Linked DNA regions of Homo sapiens: region 1 is linked to region 2. Evidence: read pairs that join two places in POLR2A ChIA-PET (ENCODE). Cell type or tissue: HepG2. All regions are shown on one strand. Each heading gives the region's core, and the rest is flanking DNA. Links, peaks and the distances in the headings are about the cores only.

Region 1 (12,498 bases), core at 6,585-9,084, 170 kb before region 2:
TGGCCGCAATGCTACTTTCGCGCGGAAACCCACTTCCGAGGGTTTCCCGTCGCCTGGCGGAGGCGGCAGCTCCAGGCCTATCCTCAGGCCGCGGGTCCCGCTGGGATCGCCCTCTCTGGCTTGCAGCGCTCCCAGCCGGCCCTCCGGCCTTGGAGAAGTCGGGGCAGCTGCCCGAAAGGCCGCTCTCTAACTCCGGACATTTCCGTTCGTAGACTTTCCGCGTTAGGGGTGCCTTTGGCCTAAGGGATTGCGGGTTTGCGGGAAACAGTTTTAAATAATGCAGAGCTACGCGCCTCCGAAGAAAGAACTCCAAAGACCCTACTAGGATTAAACCCTCAGAAGTGGGCCCAACGCAGCACTACCTAACAGGGCTTCCCCCACCCCCCACCCCGCCTTCTTAATCCTTCCCTGCTACAGCTGGGGAGTCGGGGTGGGGGTGAGTGGGTTTATTTTATTTTATTTATTATGTATGTATGTATGTATGTATGTATGTATTTAGAGACGGAATCTCTCTCTGTCGCCCAGGCTGGAGTGCAGTGGCGCGATCTCGGCTCACTGCAAGCTCCGCCTCCCGGGTTCACGCCATTCTCCTGCCTCAGCCTCCCTGGGGTAGCTGGGACTACAGGCGCCCGCCACCGCGCCCGGCTAATAGTCTCGATCTCCTGACCTCGTGATCCACCCGCCTCGGCCTTCCAAAGTGCTGGGATTACAGGCGTGAGCCACCGCGCCCGGCCAAGTGGGTTTATTTTAAATGAAAATATGTCTTCTCAAGAAGGGAGAGAGGATATAAACGTAAACAAAACAAGACAACTTGGACTTCACATTTGCCAAAATCGGTAACTTAAATATTCACATAGGTGCTAATTATTCCCATAAAGGTACAGTACCATTTTTTTGTAATAAACTAATAAACAGCTAAAATAATTACAAGCACAGACAAATCCAGTAGTATATCATGAAAAAGAAGAGAAAGGCCGGGCGCAGTGGCTCAGGCCTGTAATCTCAGCGCTTTGGGAGGCCGAGGTGGGCGGATCACTTGAGGTCAGGAGTTCCAGACCAGCCTGGCCAACATGGTGAAACCCCATCTCTACTAAAAATATTAAAAAACTAGCTGAGCATGGTGGCAGTTGCCTGTAGTCCCAGCTACTCGGGAGGCTGAGGCAGGAGAATTGCTTGAACCCGGGAGGCGGAGGCTGCAGTGAGCTGAGATCACGCCACTGCACTACAGCCTGGGCGATAGAGTGAGACTCCATCTCAAAAAAAAAGAGAAAAAAAAGATGGCCCAACACAGAAGAGACAGAAAAAATTAACTGCACATACATATTTTGGGTTTCTGCCCCTGTGAAAATTTCAGTCACCTAGAACCTCTAAATATAATTCACTTGTCTACCCCTATTTTAATTAAAGCAAATATTGAGTATTTATTACATATGTAAATGAGATGATATTTAGGTTGGTGCAAAAGTCATTGGGGTTTTGCCATTTCTTTCGGTGGCAAAAACCACAATTACATTTGCACCAACCAAATCTACCTAAAGCACACTTACTACCTACCTCAATAAGGCGAAACTATTTATTATAAGGTTATGCTATTTACTATTATAACGTTATACTATGGCTTTGTGGAGTTACGTTAGGATTTTTTTTTTAGTTACCTCTCACAAAACAAATTACAATCTAGTTGAGATAAGATTTAACAAAAATAAAATATTAAAGAATAACTTAGTACTAAACACTGATGTTGGCGCAAACCATGATTACAGATGAGAGGAGAACTAGAATGATTAAGAAAAGGGGAACTAGAATGATCTGGAAGCTTAAAAATAACTGTACAACTTGACACGAGTTATGTGATACATTGTAGTAGGAGGCAGCATTTAAATGTTCAGTTCATGGATTGAGATAGACCGGAATTATAATCCCAGTTTTACTGCTTGCTTAAAAATGTGATCTTGTACAAATAACATCCTCAATTTCCTCAATGTAAAATGGTGCTTGAAATAACCTAATGATTGTAAAGTGGTTTGCATACTATCCCTTAGTAGTACACAATAAATTATTTTAGTACTGCTGTTATGGAGAAGATTTAGATAAACAGAGTATGCCCAAAGAGGAAAGAGTGCTTAAACAAAGACAAAAAAGTGTGCATTTTTTACAGGTCAGAAGAGACTGCAAATCAGAGAATGGTTGACTAAATAGAAAAGGGCAGTGTGTGAAAATTAACATTCAAAGCAGATGATTTTTGTGGGCCCCAGGGAAAAACTAAGATTTTTAAGGAGTAGATGGATGTAATTAAATATGCATTTGAAATAATAGCAAAAGGAATCTGGACAGATGCCTTAGGGAAAAAGTAAGGAAGAGGGACATGAGGGGAGAACTTATTGTCAGAAAGTTTACAGAGGAGGCAATTGTGTCAGTTTTGGTGAAATTAGTGGCGGTAAGTAGGAGAGGAGAGGATGTATTCCAGAGTATTCTAGAAAATTGAGCCTATAAAACTTGTAGGATTGTGGATATAAAGGATGAGGAAAATGGAATGTTGAGAACAGTTCCCAAGTTTCTAGCTTAGGAGATTTAAATTGATGGCTCGAGCAGATGGTGATGCTCTGAACTTGTAGAGGAGGCAAGTCGGGAAAATACAATGAGTTCCAAATGAGCTGTGTTGCATTTGAAATGCATCCAAAATATAGCATCTGTCTAGCTGGAGATGTCTAACTGACCACTGGAAATAGAAGTTTGACGTATTGAAGAGAAATAGGAAAGTTCTTAAAGAGGGACTTTTTAAGACCTCCTGTACACACTCTTATGAGATTTATCTTTCTTAATGTGATGGGGCTTTAATGGAGAACTGCAGGGGTGGGGAGGGGATAAGATGACTGTCTCAAAATTAGGTATCTACTGAGACTGTATAGGATTTGTGTATAGATCCCAAACAATCTATATTGTTAAGCACAGAGTTTAGAGATGTAAGACTCAAAAATGATGTATTTGTCCTGCAGACCAAATGAATTACATCTGGAAACATAAATTTACATATGCAGTAGGCGACTTAGGGTATAAACAAATAACTGCAAGTAATGATTGTATATGTAACAAAACACACCCTTCCTGTGTTTCTCCATGTAGTACTGTGTACTGTTTTCTCTCTTTGCCTGCAATACTGTTGTTGTGTGCTTAGGCATCTGCCCAGTTGTAAAAACAAAATAGTTCTCTGACAAAAACAGCAATATTAGACAGTTGGGTTTTTTTTTGTTTGTTTGTTTGGTTTTGAGATGGAATCTCACTCTGTTGTCCAGGCTGGAGTGCAGCGGTGCAATCTCGGCTCACTGCAACCTGTGCCTCCCAGGTTCAAGCGATTCTTGTGCATCAGTATCCCACGTAGCTGGATTATAAGCATGCACCACCACGCCTGGCAAATTTTTGTATTTTTAGTAGAGACAGGGTTTCAACATGTTGGCCAGGCTGGTCTGAAACTCCTGGCCCCCAAGGATCCACTTGGTTCAGCCTCTCAAAGTGTTGGGACTACAGGAGTGAGCCACAGTGCTCAGCCAAGACAGTTTTGGCATATCATACCTTACTACCAAGTGTGTAGCTGAAACCATTTGGATATGAACAGGGAAAATAAAGAGAAATTATTTACATGGATGAAAAGCAAATACTAAAGTTTGTACCATCAGTCATGATCCAATATTTGTTCAAGTCAAGAGGCAAAACAGAAAAAGGTTGATTGTAGAACAAATTCCAGAATCTTATACTTCAGAATGTCTTGTTTCTTAACTACTGTCTCAAAGCCAGTAACTTATTTTTAAAGAATGAATTACAACCTATCCTCTGAAGCTATGATTAATACCTTTTCATCTGCCCTTTTATGTTGGATGTCTTCCTTTTTCTCCTCCAGGGCCACTCTCTACCTGTTTGCAGTCCTAGAGTCCAAGAGTAGGAAGAATATAGAGGCAGTACCCTCAAGCTTCCAACTGAGGTTGACCAACGGGGAGGGAGCACAGACAAAAACCTGCATGATACGAAGAGAATGAGATCAGGATATTCCCGTGGCTTTCTCCCTGCAAGACCAAGTCAGGCTGTCTCTTGCCTTTGCATGATGTCACTTGTCCTCTTCAGGTGACCTGCTCCACGTGACTCGCTCTTCCATGTTCTGGTAACCTATCTTTCCCTCCCCTGTTGCTTTGGGTTCAGGGGTTGTTACATATTTGCAGTCGCTAGTCCTAGATGCATGCATATTCTTTCCATTCCCTATATCGTGTTCCATACTCTTATCATTGGTCCCATGGGGCGGGGAAACCATTAAATTCTCTTAACTGGAGGATTTGGATTATAATCTCTAATGCTATTTTAGAAAGGACTACATGTTACAAGAAATGCACTAGAATTTCCATTGGCTAAAAAGCACTTAATATGGTTGCTCATTACTTAAATTAGTCATATTAAATTAGTCAAAGTGTGCTCTTTCTTTTTAATAGAATCACATATTTTTACTATGAAAATCTACTTTAGAGCTCATTCTGGTCTAACCTTCTCTTTAGCAAATGGTGAAATGATTTGCACAAGGACATGTAACCAATGAAAGAGTGTTAAAGTTTAAACCTCTGGTCTCCTTCCTCCCTGGCCAGTGTTCTTTAGCTTTCAATTGACCCTCTTGTTTCTCTGGAGGCTTCCCCTTGAACTTTGTCCAAATAACTTTGAACTTTGTCCAAAGAATAAACTTCTTTTCTGCAGTGAGTGACCCTGGTTCTTTGGACAATCCGATAGCTCAGGTAGGAGTGGGGACCTGGGATTCTCACTAAAGACTTGCAATGTATCCCCATTTTCAATCTTATGCCTTCCTCTGCCTTCTGCAATTTGTCATTCCTATTGCCGAACATTTCTGAGGGTCTTTGAATCAATTAGCTCATTTCTTATACTGATGACAGTGTTTAACAAAATTTAGGAGGGCTGGGCGCCAGTGGCTTACACCTGTAATCCTGGCACTTTGGGAGGCCAAGGTGGGAGGACCACTTGAGGTCAGGAGTTCAAGACCAGCCTGGCTAACATGGTGAAACCCTATCTCCACTAAAAATACAAAAATTAGCCAGGCATGATGGTGCTTGCCTGTAATCCCAGATACTCATGCCTGTAATCCCAGCTGAGGCAGGAGAATCACTTGAACCCAGGAGACAGAGGTTGCAGTGAACTGAGATCCTGCCACTGCACTGCAGCCTGAGCAACAGAGCGAGACTCTGTTTAAAAAAAAAAAAAAAATTATTAGACTGATCCTCTACTAACCCCCAGCAGACCAGACCAAACCAGCATGGAGTCACCTGTGCTAAGTGCCACATAATAAAACTGAACTTTGAAAGGGGCTAGTTTTCAAATAAATAAATAAATAAACCAGGAAATTCATAGCAACACAGCCACCAATCAGAGGGGCCCCAGTTTACCTGAGCCTGCATGATAAGAGAGTTCACTCTAGGCCAGGTATGGTGGCTCACATCTGTAATCTCAGCACTTTGGGAGGCCAAGGCAAGCGGATCACCTGAGGTCAGGCGTTCGAGACCAGCCTGGCCAACATGGTGAAACTCTGTCTCTGCTAAAAATACAAAAATTAGCTGGGTGTGGTGGCACACGCTTGTTGTCCCAGCTACTTGGGAGGCTAAGGCAAGAGAATCGCTTGAAACTAGGATGTGGAGGTTGCAGTGAGCTGAAATCGTGCCACTGCACTCCAGCCTGGGCAACAGAGCCAGACTCTGTCTCAAAAAAAAAAAAAGTTCACTCTGTTTTAACCGTATGAGGAAAGTAACTTTGAAACGGTCAATCTGCTTTCTGCTTTCTTCAGCCCTTTGCCTATAAAGCCAACCCCCTCTGCTCAGCTTGGAAGAACACCCATTCTGTTTTATAGAATGAGATGTTACCCAATTCCAGAATCACAAAAGAAAGACAATTAGATCTTTAAATTTGTTGTAATTTTGTGTGTGACATCATTTAGGGTTCAACATCCTAATGATGGGGTTAACTTAAGGTTCAACTTCCAGTTAGGTTGTCACATGCAACTTACTTTGCAAAAAAAATTTAGAGATTTATAATAAAAGTACTTTACTATCTCTAACAGTTTCTGTGGAGCGGGAGTTCAGAAACGGCTCAGTTTAAAAGCCTGAATCTGGCTCAAGGTCTCTCATGCCAGTATCATCAGATGGGGCCAGAACTGGAAGAACAAGGACATGGTTAGTTAGGACCTAGCTAGGTCTCTCTCTCTGTCTCTCTCTCTCTCTCTCGCCCCCCGACCCCCGTCTCTCTCTCTGTCTCTCCTCTTTCCTGTCTCCTCTCTCTCTTCCTTTCCTTAAGAAGTCTCAGGATCTCTCCATGTGGTCTCTCTCTGTGGGCTAGTTTGGACACTCACAGAATTGCCACCTCAGGGGCAGTCAGACTGCTTACATGGTGGTTGAAGACATCAAAGACGGGTGAGAATTCTAGTGAGCAAAGTGGAAGTTGTATGACTTTGTGTGGCTTAGCTTTGAAAGTCATATAGTGTCATTTCTTTTTTTTTTTTTTTTTTTTGGTTGGTGTTGTTTGTCTGTTTTGAGACAGGGTCTCACTCTGATGCCCAGGCTGGAGTGCAGTGGCGTGATCTCAGCTCACTGCAACTCTGCCTCCTGGGTTCAAGCGATTCTCCTGCCTCAGCCTCCCGAGTAGCTGGGATTACAGGCACACCACCATGTCTGGCTAATTTTTGTATTTTTAGTAGAGACGGGGCTTCACCATGTTGGCCAGGCTGGTCTTGAACTCCTGACCTCAAGTGATCCGCCTGCCTTGGCCTCCCAAAGTGCTGGGATTACAGGCATGAGCCACCACGCCTGACCACAGTGTCATTTCTATCATATTCTTTTGATCAAAACATTCACAAAAGCACTCTCAGTTTCAAGGGGAGTAAATAGAGACCCCACATCTCAGTGGGAGGAGTGTCAAAGTCACTTTGTAAGAAGAGCACATGGGATGGAAGATATTATTGCAGCCAATTTTGGAAAATAGAATCTGTTGCACAACTCTTCTATCTAATTTTTCAATCCCTTTTTAGTACAACCACAGAGTTTTAAAATTATGAAATATGGGCCAGGCATGGTGGCTCATGTCTATAATCCCAGCACTTTGGGAGATAGAGGTGGGAGGATTGCTTGAGCCCAGGAGTTTGAGACCAGTCTGTGCAACCTACAGAGACCATGTGTCTACAAAAAATTTTTTTAAATTATTCAGATGTGGTAGTGCACATCTATAGTCCCAGCTACTTGGGAGATTGAAGCAGGAGGATCGTTTGAGCTCAGGAGCTTGTGGCTGCACTAAGCCATGATTGTGCCACTACATTCCAGCCTGGGTAACAGAGCAAGACCCCATCTCTGAAAAAAAATTATGAAATATATTAGCCATATTTTAAAAGGTAGAGAGAATAATATAGTAAACACTCTTGTATTCACCACCTTGCTTTAGAAATGTTTCGAATAGTTAAAACCCCTCTCTGCTTACATTCCCTTTTCTCTCTCTTTTCCAAAGAGATAAACATTGTCTTGAATTGGGGATTTATTATTGTCATGTGCATCTTTATACTTTTAATATGTGTATGTGTATTTCTAAACAATAATAAATTTGGGTGTCTTTTTAAACTTAACATGATTTTTTTATAACTTTAAAACTTGCTTTTTTAAAATCATTATTAGTTTTCTGGGATCTGTTCGTGTTGACGTGTAGCTCTAGTACAAACTTTTTCTTAAAGGGTCAGAGGGTAAATATGTCAGATCTTGAAGGCAGATGATCTGTATTGCAACTACTTCATTCTACAGTTCTACAAAAGCAGCTCCACTCAGTATATAAATGAATGAATAAAACTTTGTTCTGACAAAACTTTTTTTACAAAAATAGGTATCAGAGTATAGGATGTGGCCTGTGGGCCACAGTTTGCTGACCCTAGTTCCATGGCATTCATTTTTACTAATCTATCATATTCCATTGTTTAAGTATACCATAATGTAGTCATTCTCTCTTCTCTCTCTCTCTCTCTTTAAAGATGAAGTCTTGCTCTGTGGCCAGGGTGGAGTGCAGTGGCACGTTTCTAGCTCACTGCAACCTCAAACTCCTGGGCTCAAGTGATACTCCCACCTTAGCCTCCGAAGTAGCTAGGACTACAGGCACATGCCATCCTGCCTAATTTTTTTTTTTTTTTTTTTTTTGGTAGAGATGAAATCTGGCTATGTTGCCCAGGCTGGTCTGGAACTTTTGGGCTGAAGCCGTCCTCCCGCTCCAGCCTCCCAAAGTGCTGGGATTATAGGCATGAGCCACCATGCCCAGCCAATCATTCTCTTTTTGATGTATATTCAGGTTGTTTCTATTTTTTACTCTTACAAACAATGTTCTAAACATTCTTGTACATTCCACTGTGTGCAGAGTTTCTCTGGGGTAGAGATCAACAAGTAATCCATAGGCTTTTCATCTTCTAAGGATGTGTTAGTATCTTGTTTCTGTTCTTTTGAATTACATTAAATATTCCTTTACTATCATTTAAATGAGGTTTTTGAGCAAGAGTTGAGTTAATCTAGCATATTTCTCATATTCTTTAATTTTGTTATTTCCCTTAATTATTGAGTACACAGTAGATCATCTTTAGTCCAATAAACATTAGGTTGAAACTAATGACTATTGCTTTTGGGTTTTGTTTGGTTGGCTGTTTTGTTTTGTTTGAGATATGATTTCGCTATGTGGCCCAGGCTGGAGTGCAGTGGTGTGATTAGGACTTACTGCAGCCTCAACCTCCTGGATTCAAGTGATTCTCCTGCCTCAGCCTCTCAATTAACTGAGACTACAAGTGCACACATCACACCCAGCTAATTTTTTTGATTTTTATTAGAGATGAGTTCTCTCCATGTTGCCCAGGCTGGTCTCCATCTCCTGAGCTCAAGCAATCCTTCCGCCTCAGTCTCCCGAAGTGTTGGGATTACAAGCGTGAGCCACTGTGCCAGCTGACTATTGCTTTTGGCAAACTTAATGAGTCCATCTTGCTCCCAATTGCACTGTCATTATAAGCAGTACTTTCACTTTTTCTATTTTCTACTAAGTGGTATAAAGTAATATATACAAAATGCAACAAATTATCTAAGTAATTATCCAAATAAATCCCATTATAATATAATAAAATGATGATATTAGTAAAGCTAAACTGTTTGGCAGGCAGGCAAGGATTTCAGGGCTTCGACAAAAATGCATTTTTAAAAAGGTGGGCAGAATTTTCCTTGCTCTTGTTGATACGCAAATGCTTTCTCAAACTCCTGACCTCAAGTTTTTTTTGTTTTTTTTTTTTTTGTTTTTTTTTTTGAGATGGAGTCTTGCTATTTCACCTAGGCTGGAGTGCAGTGGCACAATCTTGCATCACTGCAGCCTCTGCCTCCCAGGTTCAAGCGATTCTCCTGCCTCAGCATCCCGAGTAGCTGGGACTACAGGTGTGTGCCACTGCTCCCTGGTAATTTTTGTATTTTTAGTGGAGATGGGGTTTCGCCGTGTTGGCCAGGGTGGTGTCAAACTCCTGACCTCAAGTGATTCACCTGCCTCGGCCTCCCAAAGTGCTGGGATTACATGTGTGAGCCACCAAACCCAGCCTCAAGTGCTTTCCTTTGTAAATTGCAATACAATTTATAACCCGTCAAACTTGTCTCCATGCACATCTCAGGATCTTCTGGCAGAGTATTTCTTACCCAAGATAATCTGTCAGTGTACTATGTGGGTCTAGCCTCGACTTATTCACACAGTGACTGGATAGGGTTCTAAGAGAGCCAGTGGAAGCCTCCAAGGCCTCTTGAGGTCCAAGACTGGAATTGGCACAGGATCACCTCAACAGATTTTATTGGCTAAAGCAAGTCACAAGGCCAGCCCAGATTCAAGGAGAGGGAAAATTGATTCTTCCTCTTGATAGGAGGAGCTGCAAAGTCTCATTGCAAAGGAGTGTGTATATTGGGAGGGGAATAATTATGGTCATCTTTTTTTTTTTTTTTTGAGACAGAGTCTTGCTCTGTTGCCCAGGCTGGAGTGCAATGGCGTGATCTTGGCTCACTGCAGCCTCCTCCTCCAGGGTTCAAGCGATTCTTCTGCCTCTGCCTCCTGAGTAGCTGGTATTACAGGCACGCACCACTACATTTGGTTAATTTTGCATTTTTTTTTTTTTCTGAGACAGTGTCTTGCTCTGTCGCCCAGGTTGGAGTGCAGTGGCGCGATCTCAGCTCACTGCAAGCTCCGCCTCCCAGGTTCATGCCAATCTCCTGCCTCAGCCTCCTGAGTAGCTGGAACTGCAGACAGGTGCCCATCACCACGCCTGGCTAATTCTTTGTATTTTTAGTAGAGACGAGGTTTCACTGTGTTAGCCAGGATGGTCTCGATCTCCTGACCTCATGATCTGCCCGCCTCGGCCTTCCAAAGTGCTGGGATTACAGGTGTGAGCCACTGTGCCCAGCCTGGTCATCTTTATAATTAATCTAAAACACCATCTCTTCCTAACCCTAATTATAATAGATTAATAGATTACTCATTGATAACCTTTTATAGCTTTGGTAACATCTTGTCCTCTATTTTTCATAATCTTTCAATCCCTCAGTCTACCACAAATTATTGTTGTGAGTATGTTTCATACATTGCTGGTTCAGGCTGAATTTTGCAAAAGAAATCTGAATTTTGAAAAAGAAATCTATTGAAAAAGAAATCGGCATATAAGTGAACCAATACAGTTCAAACCTGTGTTGTTCAAGGATCAACTGTATTGTGATTTTTTAAAAGCAATTTTTATGAATTGCTATTCATAGCAATTACTATTAATTTTAAACAATCAAAACAATAATCCTTAATGTCTTTCACTATGATATATTCTGAGGAGTCACTCAAGAAAATATATAATTTTCCCTTAGTTAGGCTTAGAAAAAATTACACTGAGTCACAAAGGTTAAGGTAGATCAAAGTTTACCAGCATTAACTGGTCATCGGTATCTTTTTGGCTGATAAGTATTGGTTCACTTATATGCAGATTTCTTTTTCAATATAACACAGATAAAAAATACAGTATTGGAGGGACTCGAAATCCACTTATATGGAGGACTGACTTCAAATATGCACAGGGCCTACAGTGGGATTTGAGCATGTGTAGATTTTGGTATACATGGGAGTCCTGGAACCAATACCCTGTAAACCCAGGGATGACTGTATTTAGTTTCTTAAAATGTGTCACAAATATGTACAATTTTAATAATATGGGTGAACAACAACCTAATTAAAAATAGGCTCAGTGGGAGAGGGGCAGAGAAAAAAATAGGCACAGGCCCTTCACAAAAGAGGACATCTAAATGGCCTCCACACCTATGAAAAGATCCTAAATATCACTATCAAGGAAATGTATGTCCCGCTAGCATGTGCTAATGATTAGAAGGCTGATAATATTGAGTATTAGCAAGAATATAGAGCATCTGGGACTTTCATATATTGCTGGTGGAGTGTGAGTTGATTAAACCAAGTTGGAAACCTGCTGGGTAGTTTCTATGTACCTAGTCTAGGAACAATTCTACTCGTAGCTATGTATGCAATAGAAATTAGTGCATATGTCCAATAAGGTACAAGAATGTTTGTAATAGATTTAGTTGTAATTGGCCCAAATTGAAAACCACCTAAATGTCTACAAATACGAGAATGGATGAGCAAATTATAGTATATTTACATAATGGAATACTACATAGCAACAAAAAAGAATGAACTACTGATACACACCACAACATGAATTGATCTCTAAATCATTACACTGAGTAAAAAAAGCATATTCTGTATGACTAACTTCATGTAAAGTTCAGAAATATGCAAACTTAATTCATAGTGTTAGAAGTAAAAACTTTGGGGAGTGGAGAAATTGGTCGTATTAACTGGGAAAGGTGCAAAGGAACCTTCTAGGTGATCATAATATTCTATATTATGACCTGGGTAGTGACCACAGGGTGGTTTATATATATAAATATTTATTGAACTATACACCTGTGATTTGTTCACTTTAATGTATGTATATTAAATGTTTACGCATGCCTATATTCACATAATTATATAGATGTTCTTGTTAGAAAAATGGGACTTTTTATTTTTATCTATTGGTGGTATAAATTAAAGCATAAATTCTATCCCTGGCCTCAAGATTGACCTGTATAGAGATATTAAAAAGGAAAAGATTTCTTCCTCCTCTTTCACAGTTTAATTAGGGTGAAAACCCAGCATAAGAATTTGATGTGGAGGCTAGGGGCGGTGGCTCACGCCTGTAATCCCAGCACTTCAGGAGGCCTAGGCAGGTGGATTACTGAGGTCAGGAGTTCGAGACCAGCCTGGCCAACATAGAGAAACCCATCTCTACTAAAAATACAAAAATTACCTGGGAGTGGTGGCACACACCTGTAGTCCCAGCTACTCGGGAGGCTGAGGTGGGAGAATGGCTTGAACCTGGGAGATGGAGGT
Region 2 (12,498 bases), core at 3,649-6,148:
TGATGTATCAAATATGCCAAAGTTGGCTATATATGGTTGGTTCAAAACCAGTCTGCTGTATTATACCCTTATGTGCCATCTCTTTTTATTTTAGTTCTTGTATTCTTAGTAGATTTTGATAAGATAGCATGTATAAACATTGGAGTATAAATATTTGATAACAGATAAAAATAGTGCGTAAAACATTCAGAGATAACTTAAGTCCTTACTTCCCAGCTTGAAACACAAGGCTTTGCTTGCTGTGTTCTTCCACTTTGCTGTGGAAATTTTGTTGGTTGAATACTTCATTTTAGGCTTCATTTTTCAGTATTCTGTTGGATTAAAATATAATATTAGTTCATTTGTCTCAACTTAAAAACAAACGGAAACAACTGTGGCTAGCTCACTACCAAATTGGTAACATAACCATATAGAGGAAATAATTATTTCAGTAAAGTTTGAACGTAGTATTCTAACTATGCATTCATGCTAGGATATGGTACTCTGCACTGCATAATGAGGCTTTGGTCAATGGATTGCACATATACAATGGTGGTCTCACAAGATTATAGTGGAGCTGATAAATTCTTATCACCTAGTGCTGTTGTAGCCATCATAACATCCTAGAACAATTCATTACTTGCGTGTTTGTGGTGATGGTGGTGTAAACAACCCACTGCACTGCCAGTTGTATAAAAGTATAGCACATACAATCATGCATAGTATATAATACTTGGTAACAAATGACTATGTTACTGGTTTATGTATTTGCTATACTATACTTTTTATCATTATTGTAGATTGTGTTCCTTCTACTTATTAAAAAACAAGTTAATTGTAAAGCAGCCTCAGGCAGTTCTGTCAAAAAGGTATTCCAGAGGAAGACATTGTTATAGGAAATGACAGCTCCATGCATGTTATTGCCCCTGAAGAACTTCCAGTAGGGCAAGATATGGAAGTGAAAGACAGTGATATTAATGATCCTGACCCTGTGTAGGCCTAGACTAGGGTGTGTGTGTTTGTGTCTTAGATTTTAAGGAAAAAGCGTAAAAAGTAAAAAATTAAAATTAAAAATGTTTAAAATAGAAAAAAGCTTATAGAATAAGGATATAAAGGAAGAAATTTTTGTACAGCTGTATGATGTTTGTATTTTAAGCTAAGTGTTATTACAAGAGTCAAAACATTAAAAAAACTAAAAGTTTATAAAGTAAAAAAGTTATAGTAAGCAAGGTTAATTTATTATGGAAAAAGGAAACAATTTTAAATAAATTTAGTGTAGTCTAAGTGTACAGTGATCATGAAGTCTATAGTCGTGGTCAGTAACGACCTACGCCTTCACATTCACTCACTACTTATTAACTCACCTAGACTCATTTTCCAGTCCTGCAAGCTCCATTCATGGTTAATTGCCCAATACAAGTGCACCATTTTTAAATCTTCATACCATATTTTTACTTTACTTTTTCTGTGTTTAGATATGTTTAGATACACAAATACCACTGTATTAGAATTGACATTTTATAATCTATTCTCTCTGAAGCCTACAACCTGAAGGCTTCCTCTGCAAATAAGAACTTTGGTTTCCACAATCCTTTATTTTAACCCAGACATTCCTTTTTATTGATCCCAGTTGACTGTAGTCTTTTATCCCTTACCCATCTCCCAGCTGAACCCCTCCACCCCACGCTTCAAGTTATCCCACCTTTCTGGACCAAATGAATGTATTTCTTAAATGTATTTGATTGAAGTCTCATGTCTCCCTAAAATGCATAAAACCAAAATGCACACCAACCACTTTGAGCACATGTTCTCAGGATCTCCTGAGGGCTTTGTCACAGGCCGTGGTCACTCATATTTGGCTCAGAATAAATCTCTTCAACTATTTTACAAAGTTGGACTCTTTTTGTAGATAGTGGAAATACTGGTACTGAAGTTCTGAGACTGTTTTGTTATACTTTAGTATAGAGCAAATAAGTAGATACATTATGTTACATGGTTTTGACTGTAGGGGAAAGGAGACACAAACATAAAAGAAGTCATGAGAAAACCTATGGAATGTTAAATATGAGTCAGCAATATCAGTGTGCCCATATCTTAGTTTCTTAGTACTTTCTCCACCGAAAGGAACAGCTGCTCCAGATCTGGAGCTGGTAAAGTAGTGGTGAACATGGAACATCCTGTTGTGCCAGAAAGCAGAGTCACTAAAAAACTAGTGAGGCTAGTTGAATAGGGAGGGGTCTAGTCATTACAGAAGGAATGATAGCATTGAAATAGGCCTCATTGTCTGGGATGCCACCCGGAGTTCTTGGTCCCACAACTGAGGAAATCAAGGAAGGTGGACACACCAAGGGTGAGGTTAGAGCAGAAGTTTAATAAATGAAAGAAGGAGAGAAAGCTCTCTGCTGCAGAGAGGGGCCCTGAAAAAGGGTTGCTATTCTATAGTGGAATACAAGGGTTTTTATAAATGAGCTAGTGGGGAGGGGGTACTTTATTTACATAAGGTGTGAAAAACTGGTTAGGACTAGGTGTGTCATTTGCAGAAGGCATGAATTTCTGACAACCCCCACGCTGTCCTTCCAGTGTGCATGTGGGCTCGTAGCCTAAGTTACTTCATGTTGTTTGACTTCCCTTACTGTGCACGTGTTGGGGATAGAATCCTCCATTGTGGACATGCCTAGCTCAGTGTAACTCCCCTTATCTGTGTAGCTGTAGGCATGTTCCAAGCATGCCCTCCTGAGCAAGCTTCCTTATTTGAATATAACCAAAAAAGGAAAGGAATGTGTTCACTGAGGCCAACTGAATGTATATGAAATTTGAAATTTGCTGATTACACAGAAGGCACTCTTTTGTGCTGGAGCTTGCTTCCTTTTCTATGTTTGCGGCTTGATCTCTCAGGCTGCTCTTTGTTAGAAGAGCAGTTCTGCCGAGGACTTTGCCCTATTTGCCTAGCTGGTTTCTTTGTTCTTTCTCTCTCAGAATCAGACAAATCACCATCTTGCAACCCCCAATTTAATACTTGATTCAAGCAAGGGACATCAATCGATGTGATACCTTGATGATCAAGCTGGGTCACTGTATCGTACTGAAAAAATATGGAGTTCTGTATCATAAATTGCAGAAAATTCCATATTCTCTTAGTATGGTTCTGCAATCTGGCTTCGACATCAGGGTATGACACTGTGCTGTGGTTTGTGGAGGGAGCAGGACTTCTTCTCCAGTCTTAAACTCTCTGACATTGCCTGCAATTCTATCAATAATTATTGCTTCTTCTTTTTAAGTATGGCCTCCTGTTTTGCCACACTACAAACAAACAAACAAACCAAATTATCCCAGCAGTGGTTACAATTTAAATCTCTTATGAGCTTCATATGAATAATCTCTTCTAGCAGTTAAAAGAAGAGCATTGAGTTCTTGGATTAGAGGACTCGTTAGAAGGTAAACTTTAGGCACCCTATTTTGTCCCTGGACAAACCTCTGGAGGCTGAAACTCCAGATGATCTTGTCTAGGTAGAACTGCTATAACATTATGTGCATGCCACCTATTTACATCCAGTCCCATGTGCAAAATCCTCAATGGTCAGCCAGTTGAAGACTACCTATTCTGTCCCTCAGTCTTGCCATGGGAGTAAATGTTGTGCTCACACAGCTTGAAGACCTCACATGAACTTTTATTTTCTTCCTCTGATTCTCCTACCTTTTTTGGTCAAGAATGCTTAGAAGCAGAGGATCTTACATATCATTTTACTGAGCCCCTAACTTTACAGATGAGTAGACTGAAACTCTGAAGATTAAGTGCCTCACCCAGGATTATGAAACAGAACCAGGAACAGAATCTAGCCTCCTGACTTCCATCTTGATGCCAGTACTTCCCTATCCTGTCTCCCTCCATTCTTTCTCCCTTTCCGCCTCAAAACAGGAAGAAAATAATCAGAACTGGGAATTTAACTCCAAACACTCAGCCTTTCTTATACACAAAGCAGTTGTCCAACTTCTTTGAAATAATAAGTTTCTGAATATGGTTGTTAATTTGTAATCACGCATTTGGAATAATAAGATAGGGAACCCAATTGTAGTTGTATTTTAAGTTGTATATAAAATAGTTTAAATAGTAACCTGCACACAGTAGATAATGAAGTAACACTTTACTAACATAAAAACTGCATTGCCTTGACGTTGTTTGTTTTCTCTTCTACCCAAAGATACTTATATCCTAGAAAAAACAATTCCTGGTCATTCAAAAAAGTTACTTTTTTTAATAATCTTAGAATATTTTAACAAAAAGTTATATTTTCAAATAAATATGGGAAATGTTCCAATCTACATTCTATCTCTAGGAGAGTCAGAGTCATGTTAGCATAGAAAAGGTGTTGATAGTCCTTTATTGAAGACTCATGGGTACCTTTGTTTAACTATTGTTTTCAGTAGTTATTTGATCTCATAACCTTTTTCTCCCGTCTTATCACCCTCATGGACTAGTTTGAGAGAACGCACTTGGAAGAACTTTGCTGTAAACCAGTATTGGCTTGTATAATTGAGCAAGATAGAGAAGCTGAAAATACCACATTTACAATGGAGTCATTGACACAGAGAAAGTCAACACCCTTTATAGAACCACATGATAAGTCAAAAGCATAGTCAGGAAATATTTTCAAATCCTATTCTGAAAAAGTATTTTCTTCAAATAACCTGCAAATTCTTTGCCTTGATCACTCTTTTCACCATTTTTTTCATACTAAAATTGACTCATTACTCCCCTATTTTTATATCAGAAATATTTCAGAACATATGGCAATAGGAACATCACTTGTTCTTTTTTGCTGCTATTCCCAATGATATACAGCAGATATCCCTGCACACTGGTTATGATACTCACCTAATTTATAAAGTGCTGGTCTCAGATGATGAGGTTTCCTGTAGTCAGCAATTGTAGTATTTAAGGCAGTTACATCCCAGTTCTACTTATATAGACACACACACACATGGATTAAGCAACATTGGATGACAGTATTGATGTATGAGGCAATGCAGATGGAGCTACTTAAATGCATTAGAACGTGTGGGAGCTTATCTTTTTCCTACCGTCAGATCCTAAACAGAGATTATTTTAGCTGTAGCACTTTCATTTTATTTATTTATTTATTTTTTGAGACAGAGTCTCCCTCTGCTGCCCAGGCTGGAGTGCAGTGGCACGATCTCAGCTCACTGCAGCCTCCACCTCCCAGATTAAAGCAATTCTTCTGTCTCAGCCTCCCAAGTAGCTGGGACTACAAGGTGTATGCCACCACACCTGGCCAATTTTTTTTGTATTTTTATAGAGATGGGGTTTCACCATGTTGGCCAGGCTGGTCCTGAACTCCTGACCGCAAGTGATCCTCCTGCCTCAGCCTCCCAAAGTGCTGGGATTACAGGCGTGAGCCACTGCACCCGGCCTAGTTGTAGCACTGTCAAAGAGTTACACTTAGTTAATCATTAACTTTTATAAAATCTTTGCAATATAGGCTCTAGGCAGTGTTTATTGCATAACATATAATATAGAAGGACACAGATTGTTTAATTTCCTTTCTCTTTTCTACAGAAAGTTGAAAACATTTAAAGTAATTTTTTTCTGATTATAAAAAAGATACATGTGCACTTAGAAAATATGTAAATGACAGGAAAGTGTATGCGTGGTAGATCCTGACATTCTTTTTTCTATGTAAAAAATTATACACATCTCTTTTATTTAAAAAATAGAATCATACTGCAAATATATTTTAAGCTTTTTTTTGCATTTTCCAATTAACACTATATCATAAATATTTTCACATATTAGAAACATTCTTTTACAAGTAACATTATAAATAGCATTCAATCATAGAAATATATCTTAACGAGTCTTTTATTGATTAACACTGGCTGTTTCCAGATTTTATTTTTGTTTTTGTTTTCTAATATTGCCAGTGTTGCAACTGACAGTTGTGTGTGTGTGTGTGTGTGTGTGTGTGTGTGTGTGTGTGTATGGGTGTGGGTGGGTGTGGGTGTATGTTGTGATTCTTTGAAAATATTTATAAGTTTATTGGTAGCATAAACTCCTAGTAGTGGAATTGCTGGATCAGAGGGTACATGTATCTTATAGCTTGACAGATATTAATGAATTGACTTCCAAAAACTTGTATTAATTAACAGTTTTGTGAACAATCCAGGGGAGTACCCTTTTCTCCATCTTTCTAGCAACAATGAGTGTCATTACCTTTGAAATGTTTGCCTTTCTAAAGAGTGTAAACTATCTGATAGTTTTGAATTTTATTCCTTTATTTCATGAGATTGAGCATCTTTTAAAAAATGTGTATTGTTAATTTCTATAAATTATTGATTTTAAGGACTCTACCTAAACTAAGAAATTAGACCCTTGTCTGTGATTTGTGTTACAACTTTTTCCCCTGTGTCATTTATGTTTAGATTTCACTAATGGCATTTTTTGGCCATACATAAGTTTTCAAATATTATGTGGTAAAATATAATCAGTGTTTTCTTTGAGAACTTCTGGTTTTGTGTTCTGCTTCAAAATACCTTTTCTCTTCCAAGATTATAAATAAATTTACTTATGATATTATCTAAAACTTTAATGTTTAATAGTTTATACATAAATCTTTGATTGACTCAGTGTTACTTTTGGTATAAAGAATAAGTCAGGGCTGGGTGTGTGTCTCATGCCTGTAATCCCAGTGCATTGGGAGGCCTAAGCAGGAGGACCACTTGAGGCCAGGAGTTCAAGACCAGCCTAGGCAACATAAAGAGATCCTGTCTCTACAGAAAAAATTTTTAAAAATTAGCTGGACTGGGTGGTGTGCACGTGCAGTCTTAGCTACTTGGGAGACTGAGGTGGGAGGATCACCTGAGCCCAGAAGTTTAAAGTTGTAGTAAGCTCTGATAGCACTATACTCCAGTCTGGACCACAGAGTGAGACTCTTGTCACCAAAAATGAAAAAAATAAAGATAGTGAAAAAAGAATACATTTGGGATTTTTTTTTCCTTCCAAATACATACCACAACTACATTTGAAATTCAGTTCAGACAAAGTGAAGTTTCACATGTTATGTTGGGACCAGTATGCAGAGGACTATGAATGCTACAATAAGGAGTTTGAATTTTATCCTGTGGACAACACGAATCTTTTGAAAGTTTCTAAAGCAAATGAGAAACATCATCTAGAGTGTGTTTTGTGAATATAATTTTATGTCTGTGTGAAGCACCATCTGAAGGAAGGAAAGAAGGAGACGGAGGCAAAAAGAATGAATAGTTAGGAGGCCAGTTAAAATATCCCAGGCAAAAAGCAGTGAGGACCTAGTGAGGGCAATGTTAATGGGACTAACGAGGAGGGGATGGAATGATGAGTGCTACAGGTACTTCATAGAGTCCTTGCAGGTTGGTGTGAGTAAGGGCCCCAGAGATTCCTGTTCTGTACCACTAAGTCATGCAGTTACCAAGTGGCTGAGTCAGGATTAAAACCCAAGTCTCACTCCCAGTTTAGGGGCACGTCTGCCACAATGCCTCCTCGGCTCTTTCTGGATGTGGGTGTACCTGCTCTGGACTGGGGATGAGGGGAAGCAGGGTGGTGAAGGGAAGTGGACATAATTCCAGTGGTTAATAATAGGAAACTCAGGTGGGGAGTTCAGTGACAGGGACAGGGAATTAGTTTGATGTAGGGCAGATGGAGTTTGAGGTACTTGAGGAACAGTTATATGGACATTTCAGCAGGGAGTTGGAACTAGGTGGCCAGAGGCCAAACTTAGCCATGTGGATTTGCTCTTCATTTGTGAAGGCATGATAGTTTATTGTGTGGGAGTGAATGAGATTGTCTTGGCTGAGTGTGGAGCAGGAAGAGAAAGCTGTAAGAAGATGAAACTCTGGAATATCTAACATGTAAGGGGAAAGAGGAGAAACGAAGTTAATAAGAAGACCAGACAGAGAAGCAGAAAAAAGAAGAGTTCATATTATGAAGGCTAAGAGAGAACACTGTCTCAAAAAGCAGGAACAGTTGGTAATGAGTACTATAGAGACCTGGTTGAAGATTAAGAGACATTGGAGGAGTCATTTAAGTATGGTGGGAATCTCAAAACAACTGCACTGGACTGCGCAGAGTGGAGAAGGAGGAAGTAAGACATTTCCAAGAAGTATAATACAGTAATGAAAGGGAACAAAGAAAGAAAGAATGGTATCTTTACACAGTAGTGTGGAGAAGGGAAGATGCTACTTACTAGCTAGGTGACCTTGGACAAGTTGCTTGATGTCTCTGAAGCCTCAGTTTCTTAATAATAATGAAAATTTTCATAATAACTGTTATATTACCCATAATAATTTCATAATTTAACTCATTAGGTTGTTGTGAGAATTAAATGAGAAGATATATTTTCAGCGCTTAGCACAGTAGCTGGTGCACAGTAGAGACTCAATATGTTTGTTATTATTATTGTCATTAATATTGAGGTTTATATTGGGATGTGATAGACTCTTGAGTATGCTTCAATGCAGAAAGAAAGTAGCCAATGAAAAGAGGAAAACTTACATAATATTTCCAGAGGAGATACAGAAGAGAGGGGGAAAGAACACAAGTGGAAGGATCAGCTTTGAAAAGGAGGAGGCACACTTCTTCCTGCAGTAGAGGAGGAACTAGTGAGAGAATGAGAGAAGATGTGAAGTTTTAAGGTCTAGGGATGTGAACTTAAGGGTCTTATAAAATGGCTTCAATCTTTGTAATGTAGGTTCTGAAAGAGACGGAGATTAAGAGAAATAAGCATTGGTTTGAAGTTTTAAGTATAAGTGGGAAAAATCTGAAACAGATCCTTAGAGAATATAAAAAAGAATTAACTTTGGAATGTGGTGTTATTGTTCAGTGAGCATAGAGTTTCAGTTTTGGAAGATGAAAAAAATGTTCTGGAGATGGAGAGTGGTTATGGTTGTACAACAATGTGAATGCCACTGAACCGTACACTTAAAAATGGTCAAAATGGTAAATTTTATATTATGTATGTTTTACCACAATTTTAAAAAATGGTTCAAAAAGGAATTTTTTAAATGGGAGTGGAGGAAGTAGAAAGATGGGAGTTTGTTCATAAACAGAAGAATTCCAGTGTTCCTTATCTTAGAGAGAAAGATGTTCTGATGATGATGGTGGTCAGAATGAGATTTTTTGGGTGAACTGCTGAGGAGTGTTAAAGAGTCAAAGCAGTCACTAAGGGTGACAACAGCAATGAAATCACCAAGGGTGACAGCAGCAGAGGCAATAGTGAACAGAAAAGGAGGTCAGGGTCCCTAGTGACCAGAAAGGAAAGAGATTAGTTTAAGTAGTTGGGCCCAGGGTTGGGGATGGGGTTAGAAAGGCTTTCTCTACTAGCCCTGGGAAATGTGCACACAAGAAAATGGAGTGGGTTTTAAGAATATGGCATCACCAGGGGAAAGTCACATTTTAGATAATCATAGGAAATAGTGCTTTTGAAGGAAAAGGAGGGAGAGAGTAAGGAGTATGCTTGTGTGTGGGTGGGGAACATCCCAGAGGAAATGACATACATTTAAATTAGGGAAACAACCTGAAAGATTTTAATCTGTCAAGAAATAATAATTAAATAAAATAATTTAAATAGAAATTTATTAGTTGGTCATTCACCTCTGAACAACAACAACAGTGAGAAATATATGAGGTATTTTCATTTTCAAAGATGCAAATTTGCGTAGTTTTCTCTTTGGCTGAAGAAATCTTCCAGAAACTTACATCCAACAAATATTGAGCACCCTTTGCATGCCAAGGACTATGTATTCCACCATCATTAACTCATGGGGTGCTGCATGAATGTTTTCATTTCACATTGTCATATTATCTACATCTGATCAGCTGGAAAATCATTTATTGAATCACTAACCTCTTATATGTCAGACAATGCTCTTTGATTAGCAATTTCCCACTTTTAAATGCTAATACCTTTAAGAATGTTAAGTTGGCTGTTGGACTTTCTTCTTTTATTGTGAATTTTACTTTCAAAATAAATTCATTTAATCAGACTGATTTGCTGTGATGAGTCTTGTTACAATGCTGAGTTTATGAGAAATTCTTACTAAAAATGCATACTCATTGTGGAAAATTTAGATAATACAGAAAAGAGAAAGTTTGACCTTTGATGTCCTAGAGAGTAAATTCTCTGAAAAGAGACACAACTGGGAATGATTGTAAGGAAATCCTAACCTCCTCGAGATCCTGAGGGCACAAATGATGCTGGATTTGCATTTGCTTGTACTACAGCATGGAGTGCTGCCTAAAAACATTAATAAATAAAATACTACTTCTAGTACTGGGCTAGGTGCTGGGGATACAGTACTGAACAAAGCAAACTGTCTTGCCCTCCTGGAGTTTACTTTCTATTGGGGAGATAGAAGTTATTCACATAGTTGTACAAATATGTTATTAATGAACAGTGATAAAAAAGAATTGGACTGGTAAAGAAGATAAAGTAGAATGGTACTAAGGTAGTGTAGTCAGAGAAGGTGACATTTAAACTGCACCCAAAGGGCGTGAGGAACATATGAAAGGGAAGAGACACAGGGAAGAGAAAACCTCAGGGGCAAAGGCCCTGAGATGGACAGAAGCCGCAGTGCTCAGTGAACAGAGAGTGCTAGTGTGGCTGGAGCAGAGCGGGCAATGGGGAGAGCATAATGTGAAGGGGCTGTAGAGAGAAGGGGACAGAAGCTTGGTTGGGCTGGGCCCTGGAGGCCAAAGGAAGAAGCTTGGATTTCATTCAGAGTGCATTGAGAAGCCAAAGAAGGGTTTTGAGTAACATGGGATGTGATTTGATTTTTATTTTTAAACTAGTGCTGTGACTATCATGTGAGAAACAGATGGAGGGCAATAAGAGGGAAGGGATGAGACCAGCCAGGAGTCTGCATTAATTCAGATGCTTAATAATGGTGGTTGTGGTGAAGATGATAATGATGATAGTAGTAGCTGCAATGTTTGGCGTCTTCTGTAAGACTGATGCTCTATGTATATTATCTCTAATGTCACTGTGTTTCTGGAGTTTGGATATGATTGTCTCCCTTTTAGAAGTGAAGAAATAGTGGCTCTTGCAAAACGTCACATAGGTAAGAAGTAGCAAAGCCAGAATCTGATATTAGGGCTATCTGGCTCTTTCTCTTAGTTCATGGAGAACATTGGTAGAATGGGGCATAATTGAATCCCAGGACCTTATATTTGATTCATCTCCTTGTCAAGCTTGGTTTCTCTTGAATGGGAAGAGGATCTATGAGGATATAGTGGGATGAATGAACATATTGCTGGGTACTGGAAGCAATACCAGTGGAATCAGTGGAAGAAGACAGGTCCTGGCTGATAAGGAGAGGAAATGGGGATTATGACTAAGTTTGCCAACACAATATGACTTCATTCTGGGAGATTTTGCAAAGGGGCAGAAGTGGAGGAGAAGCGGGGGATGGGAGCACAGGGGAGTGTGACACACCAATCCTCTACTCCCTTGGGTGTAGCAGTTTCACTTCTTTCTTAAGGGAGATTAGAATACATGATATGGAAAAAGGGAAGATAGAAGTTTGGGGAATAATGAGACAGCACCTTCCTCACCCAATCTGGATCACTTCCTGTCCCCTACCCTCCACCACTCTGAAAGTTTCCATCTGCCACTTTCCTGGACCCTGGGGAGAACACTTCTCCTAGGGAAAGGAAATACTCTATAAAGATACCTAGTAGATCAATCTATGACTCAAGCCAAAGCCCTCGTGAGAAGAGGGAGGGATAGTGTGAGATTTTAGGGAAGCTTTGTTTTATGTCTTTAAGGTAAACAGTACTTATCACTTGTAAAGTACTTCTGTGCTTTGCCATGGTTTTCCTGGATGTGGTCTTATCCAGTCATTTCTATACATTGGCACTACCTGCCCCATCAACTTTTCCAACCTTACTTACCCCTCCCTCCATACTCTCTACATTTAGACCAATTAGACTGTTTACCATTCCTCAATTCACCATGCACTTGCACACCTTCATGGCTTTGCTCAAACTATTCCTCTTGCTAGTGCTACCTCATCCCTTTGTCTGGGAAACTCTGTTTAACCATTGGAGGCCAATTCAAATGTTTTGATCTCCCTGACAACCCACAATCAAGCCGACTTTATTGTTTCCTCTCTCCCTTCCTTATCTATTATATATATAATAATAGATCCAACTCTGTTTGTTTTCCTACCTCCTCCACTGCTAGGTCCTTGGGAACAAGGGTTGTGCTTTAGTCATCTTTATTTCCCCAGAAATTATCCACAGCAGGCACTCAGTAAATGTTGTGTAATTTGGATCAGTGCTTACAGAAACCCTATAAACTAAGTAAGGCAGGCATCATCCACTAGACAGATGTGGGGACCCTACCCAAATCCCAAAGATCTGCAGAGCAGTGGAGGTAGATTCCCTGGTTGAGCTGTTATGAAGCTGGCACTACTTCACCATTTTGACTTACAGAAATGACAGTCTTAAATGCCTCAGTCTAATAGAAC

The links. ChIA-PET counts read pairs that join two places held together with the same protein. Peaks named below come from ENCODE experiments on the same cell type or tissue, not always from the same donor. Only the 100,000 strongest peaks of a DNase experiment are listed, where the experiment ranks them.
Region 1: POLR2A ChIA-PET joins it to region 2 with 5 read pairs; 2 of 35 experiments call an interaction of 5 or more read pairs at or near these places.

What each region holds. Positions count from the first base shown.
Region 1 is chr9:6,400,154-6,412,651 of GRCh38, reverse strand. No RefSeq gene overlaps it. Among named protein-coding and RNA genes, the nearest start is that of UHRF2, 6.8 kb to the left of the region's middle. In HepG2, for the core only: no CTCF peak of the experiment used is centred there; no DNase peak of the experiment used is centred there.
Region 2 is chr9:6,229,497-6,241,994 of GRCh38, reverse strand. It overlaps IL33 (interleukin 33), which reads right to left. Exons shown (of 8, transcript NM_033439.4): 2 at 210-311. The coding sequence starts at 300. All of the region lies in intron 2 of LOC107987046 (a long non-coding RNA gene), which reads left to right. Among named protein-coding and RNA genes, the nearest start is that of IL33, 20 kb to the right of the region's middle. In HepG2, for the core only: no CTCF peak of the experiment used is centred there; a DNase peak (open chromatin) is centred at 5,004.